2 separate regions of the Homo sapiens genome follow, and region 2 is linked to region 1. Evidence: read pairs that join two places in POLR2A ChIA-PET (ENCODE). Cell type or tissue: GM12878. All regions are shown on one strand. Each heading gives the region's core, and the rest is flanking DNA. Links, peaks and the distances in the headings are about the cores only.

Region 1 (2,919 bases), core at 210-2,709:
TGGAAGCAGAGACAATATCTGATGCACCTCTGCATTCCCACTACCTGGAACATAAAGTCGTTCAATAAATAAACATCCTCTGTTGAATGAATAACTGGAAAGTACAGCCATGTGGCCTTATGATTCCAGAGTAACAAGTAGGAAAAGCAACACTTGCATATTAATTTCTTTATTTTTTGTTTCTGTTTTCTACCTTATCTGGCACAGAGTTCAGAGTAGGTACAGTCATTAAAGAAGTCACTGATTTTTAACATGCCACTTAAGCAAAAGGAGCAAGAAGGCCCTATTTATGTTGATCAACTAATTCAAGAAATTCTGGGCTTTTGTTTTTTCTTTTCTTTTTTCTTTTTCTTTTTCTTTTTTTTTTTTTTTTTTTTTGAGACAGGGTTTCACTCCTGTTGCCCAGGCTGGAGTGCAATGGTGCGATCTTGGCTCACTGCAGCCTACCAGGCTCAAGAAATTCTCCTGCCTCAGCCTGCCGAGTAGCTGGGGCTACAGGCACATGCCACTGCACCCAGCTAATTTTTGTATTTTTTGTAGAGATAGGGTTTCACCATGCTGCCCAGGCTGGTCTTGAATTCCTGAGCTCAAATGATCTACCCACCTTGGCCATCCAAAGTGCTGGGATTACAGGTGTGAGCCACCACACCCAGCCAAATTCTAGGCTTTCTATGTAAATTATAAAATGTAATTTACAAAACTCTGTTCAGACATTTTATCACCAAGGCAGAGAGTGGTCAAATCACAGAGCTAGTAAGGAGTAGAACCAAATCCAGCTTCTCTGCCCTTGGTGTCAACTGCTTTTTCTACTTTCCACATAGCTCCACCCCTCCAGCCAGTCACAATGGTTTCTAAAAGTGGACCTGCCTTTGCAGTTATTCATTCAACAGAGGATGTTTATTTATTGAGCAACTTTATGTTTCAGGTAGTGGGAATGCAGAGGTGCACCAGATATTGTCTCTGCTTCCAGGGTCTCCTGTCCAGTGAGGAGAACAACAAGTGAGCAGAATTATCCCTCAAGGTGGTCTTTCTAAGCAGAGACCTGCCTTAATTCTGTTGCCTTAGGTGAGATCAACTTACTTCTGCATGCTTCCATTTCTCCTCCCCCTTGGTAGATTGAGAATCATGGTATCAGCTCTTCTTAGTGAAAGAAAATCTAAGAAACATAGACAGGTGTCCACATCTTGAAGTAGCTGAAGTTTGTCTTTGGGTTCTCAGCTTCCTTTTCTCCCTCTTGCTTACTTCCCTTCAAGGATTGCTGCCATCAGTGTCATCAAACCCAGGGATTCCCTAATGCTAATCCACCAATTAGAGCACGGCTGGTTACTACAGAACCACTGATGAGTTTCAAAAAATGCAGACTTCTGGACCCCACCCTTGGAGATTTTGAATCAGGAGGTCTTAGGTAGTGCCCAGGCACCTCTATGTTTCAGGTTCCCCAGGGGATTCTAACCTGCAGCCATATTGGGGAACCACTGACCTAACACGAAAACATGAGTCAGCTGTCTCAACTGTATTGAAAGTGATGAATCATCATTTCACTTTAAAAAGAAAAAAATATGAGCTGAAACCAAAGTCATTGTGAGAACCTTTCATTTCCTTTACCTGAGTTTGAATTCAGGTTTCCTTTACTTGAGTTTGAGTTTAGAAGTCTTCTATACTTGGTCCAAGCATTTTTACGGAGATTCCCAAGGTCTTAAGGCAAACAGACTTAAGACCTGTCCTCAGTTTAGTCCTGGGAACATGCTGTAACCCTGATCAGCCCTGGCTAGGGGGACCCTGGGAAACTGGCTGGCTCTGGAGATCCTTCAGGCCAGAGTTGCTGGGAACCACACCGGGTTCATCTTACACCATGCCTAGGTGCTGGGGTCCAATAGTCTTGTCTCCTCTGGCTTCCCAGAGCCAGAACTAGGAAGACGAGAAGGCTTTGGGATATGGCTGGCTTCCAGAGACTGAATCAGCAACTCATATTCTCAAGACCGAGGTGGGTAGGCCTGACACAGAAGGGTCAGGAGGCTGCTAGAATCTATGACAGGGCAGGAACAGCGCTGAGGCAGCAGAAACTGAGAAAGCAGAAGTCACCAGAAAGAGAAAAGAAGTTCAAAGTAGAGGGAAAGACTGAGGAAATAAGCAGGGTGAGTCGAACAGATGAGATGTGCAGAGAGAAGCAGATATGAGCTGAGGGAGAGAGACTCAATGAACCACGAGAGGTGGGCAAAGAAAGCAGCCAGTCCTGAGGTTACCTTGTTTCTGACAGTTTGGGTCCTGCCCATCCTTTCTTTTTTTTTTTTTTTTTTAAGTGATTGATTGTTGGTTGTTTTTTTTTATTATTATTATACTTTAAGCTCTAGGGTACATGTGCACAACGTGCAGGTTTGTTACATATGTATACATGTGCCATATTGGTGTGCTGCACCCATTAACTCATCATTAAACATTAGGTATATCTCCTCATGCTATCCCTCCCCCCTGTCCCCACCCCACAACAGGCCCCAGTGTGTGATGTTCCCCTTCATGTGTCCATGTGTTCTCATTGTTCAGTTCCCACCTATGAGCGAGAACATGCAGTGTTTGGTTTTTTGTCCTTGCAATAGTTTGCTGAGAATTATGGTTTCCAGCTTCATCCATGTCCCTACAAAGGACATGCACTCATCCTTTTTTATGGCTGCATAGTAGTCCATGGTGTATATGTGCCACATTTTCTTAATCTAGTCTATCATTGTTGGACATTTGGGTTGGTTCCAAGTCTTTGCTATTGTAAATAGTGCCATGATAAACGTACGTGTGCATGTGTCTTTATAGTAGCAAGATTTATAATCCTTTGGGTATATACCCAGTAATGGGATGGCTGGGTCAAATGGTATTTCTAGTTCTAGATCCTTAAGGAATAACCACACTGCCTTCCACAATGCTTGAACT
Region 2 (2,919 bases), core at 300-2,799, 260 kb after region 1:
TACTAAGCTCTTTATGCCTAATAAAGTATATAGGTTTGCAAGGAAAAGTTCTTATTTTTTTTTTTAAACAGTTTTCAGCTATTGATAAGCTTGGACAGAATATTGCTGTGGTTGGCAAGTTTGGTTTTGCACATTACTCTTTACTCACCAAAAAATGGAAACTTTTTGGAAACATTACCCAGGTTAGTCTTTTTTGAGATTAAAAACCTATTTCTCAAAGTATAAGAGAACTACAATATGAAATAGCTATAAAGTTTATCACTAAGTAATTTTGGTTACTTATTAAAAATAAGGAAAATCAGATATAAAAAAGTGATATTGAATAATATGTAAGATTTGATTCTGATAAAATACTTGATATTTGATAAAGGATCTTGTGTTGAAATAGTTGGTTTATTTTTAATTCTTTTTAAGATCGGTAACTATAATTCCTTAGCCTGAGGATTTATTCTTACATTCCAGCTTGAGTTTATCTGATGTGATCAGAATAGATTTCCACAGAATTTGAGATCATTCCATGCCTATTCTGTGTGTGATGTATATGGGATAGTGAGTGTGCGTGTGTGTATGTGTATGTGTGTGTACATATACGCATGCAGTTGGAAGAGAAGGAAATCAGTACTTATTAGGTGCCTATTGTGTGTTAGGCATTTTAAGGCACTTTCATATATGTTATCTTACTCATCTGCACAGCAACCCAGTGAAGGCACTACTGTTACTGATCTTTTGATGTAAACACACACACACACACAAACTAGGATTCAGTTACTCATCTGATAAGTGATTAAGCCAGAATTTACACTAAGCCCTAATGGGTGTTAGAATGATGATGCTATATAGCACCCAGTTATTTTTAATGGTATACTTGCCTTCTTAAAGAAATATTTATTTTTATAAATAGGATATGGATCATTATTAATAAAGGCTCTAGAGTTATCATTGGAGAGAGGGGGAGTAAGAGCAGAAATAATTTGATCTTTGGCTGGGCGTGTGGTGGCTCACGCCTGTAATCCCAGCACTTTGGGAGGCCGAAGCAGGCGGATCACTTGAGGCTGGGAGTCCAAGACCAGCCTGGCCAACATGACGAAACCCCGTCCCTACAAAATATACAAAATTAGCTAGGTGTGTTGGAGCATGCTTGTAATCCCAGCTACTTGGGAGGCGGCTGAGACATGAGAATTCCTTGAACCCAGGAGGCGGAGGTTGCAGGGAGCTGAGATCGAGCCACTGCACTCCAGCATGGGTGACAGAGTGAGACTGTCTCAAAAAATAATAATAATTTGAGCTTTGTCTGGGTAAGAATTTTTATAAATATATTACTTTGTTATAATTTCTGGTAGCATAAGGTAAATTTTTTAAAAAATTTTTATTTTAAGGAGCAAAATATGATCGTGACAGGTGGCTTAGCCTGGTGGAATGATTTTATGGTCCTTGCGTGTTATAACATAAATGACCGTCAAGAAGAGGTAAGTTTTTTCTCTCAGAAATAACAGATTTTTATATTTTAAAGCTATTAAGCATGAATTAATTTTATATAGAAAATAGTCGATTGAAAACTGAACAAAACATTTTATTTTTTAATCAAGAATGTAGCTTCTTTTAGGTAGTGGGATTTTCTTTTCAGGTTATTACTTTAAAAAATTATTAAGTGACAATTGAGACTTTTAAGATAACCTTTTCTAAGGATTTTAGCTGTCGGACATTCCCTATGGAGTTTGAAAATAAAGAGTTAAAAGCAAAAAATTTCATGATATAAGAATGGCTGTCCTCAGAGATAGATTTATTTAGTTACTGATTTACAGTAACCCCTCCTTAATTATGGGGGATACATTCCAAGACCATCAGTGGATGCCTGAAACTGTTAATAGTACTGAACCCTATATAGCACTATCTTTTTTCCTATACATACATACCTATGATAAAGTTTAATTTGTAAGAGATTAATAATGACTAATAATAAAACAATTATGACAGTATATTGTAATAAAAGTTGTATGAATGTGGTCTCTCAGAATATCTTAGTATACTGTACTCACCTATTTTCAGACCATGGTTGACTGTAGATAACTGAAACTGTGAAGAGCAAAGCCATGGATAAGAGAGACTACTGTATCTGGTTTTTTGTTTTGAGAAACAGCTGGTCTTATTATGTATCAGGTCTAAATCTGCAGGTCTAGGCCAGGTGCAGTGGCTCATGCCTGTAATCCAAGCACTTTGGGAGGCTAAGGCGGGTGGATCACCTGAGGTCAGGAGTTCAAGACCAGCCAGGCCAACATGGTGAAACCCCATCTCTATTAAAAATGCAAAAATTATCCAGGTATGGTGGCACACCCCTGTAATCCCAGCTACTTGGGAAGCTGAGGTGGCAGAATTGCTTGAACCCGGAAGGCGGAGGGTGCAGTGAGCCGAGATCATGCCACTGCACTCCAGCCTGGGCAACAGAGTGAGACCCCGTCTTTAAATAAATAAATAAATAAATAAATAAATAAAGCAGGTCTAAAAGGAATATTTTATAATAGTACATTCAGTTTTGATCACTTCATTTTTTGCTTACTCATAGAATGAGCCTAGTCTGCAAAAATATGTAAACATAATCCATTTACTGTTAAAGCTTAGATAGTTCTTTTAACTCCTGTTACTAAAAAAAAAAAAAAAAGTCGGAAGTTAAAAACAGCATGTTTAAAGTATTTGGTCATCCCTAGTAGTTATCTTGTTTTTATAATTTTCTTCATTTTTGTTTTCTTCAGCTTAGAGTATACTTGCGAACATCAAATCTGGACAATGCCTTTGCTCATGTCACCAAAGCACAAGCAGAAACATTACTGCTTAGTGTCTTCCAGGACATGGTAATAGTATTTAGAGCAGACTGTTCAATATGCCTTTACAGTATTGAAAGAAAATCTGATGGGTAAGTATCTG

Evidence for each region. Peaks named below come from ENCODE experiments on the same cell type or tissue, not always from the same donor. Only the 100,000 strongest peaks of a DNase experiment are listed, where the experiment ranks them.
Region 2: POLR2A ChIA-PET joins it to region 1 with 6 read pairs; 2 of 35 experiments call an interaction of 5 or more read pairs at or near these places.

What each region holds. Positions count from the first base shown.
Region 1 is chr9:5,492,302-5,495,220 of GRCh38, forward strand. All of the region lies in intron 2 of INCR1 (interferon stimulated noncoding RNA 1), which reads right to left. Among named protein-coding and RNA genes, the nearest start is that of PDCD1LG2, 17 kb to the right of the region's middle. RefSeq lists enhancers at 1,160-1,249, 1,460-1,709, 1,740-1,799. In GM12878, for the core only: no CTCF peak of the experiment used is centred there; DNase peaks (open chromatin) are centred at 1,450 and 2,050; H3K4me3 peaks cover 439 bases; H3K27ac peaks cover 2,101 bases.
Region 2 is chr9:5,753,465-5,756,383 of GRCh38, forward strand. RIC1 (RIC1 partner of RAB6A GEF complex) reads left to right here. Exons shown (of 26, transcript NM_020829.4): 14 at 72-182; 15 at 1,377-1,466; 16 at 2,748-2,908. Among named protein-coding and RNA genes, the nearest start is that of ERMP1, 78 kb to the right of the region's middle. In GM12878, for the core only: no CTCF peak of the experiment used is centred there; no DNase peak of the experiment used is centred there.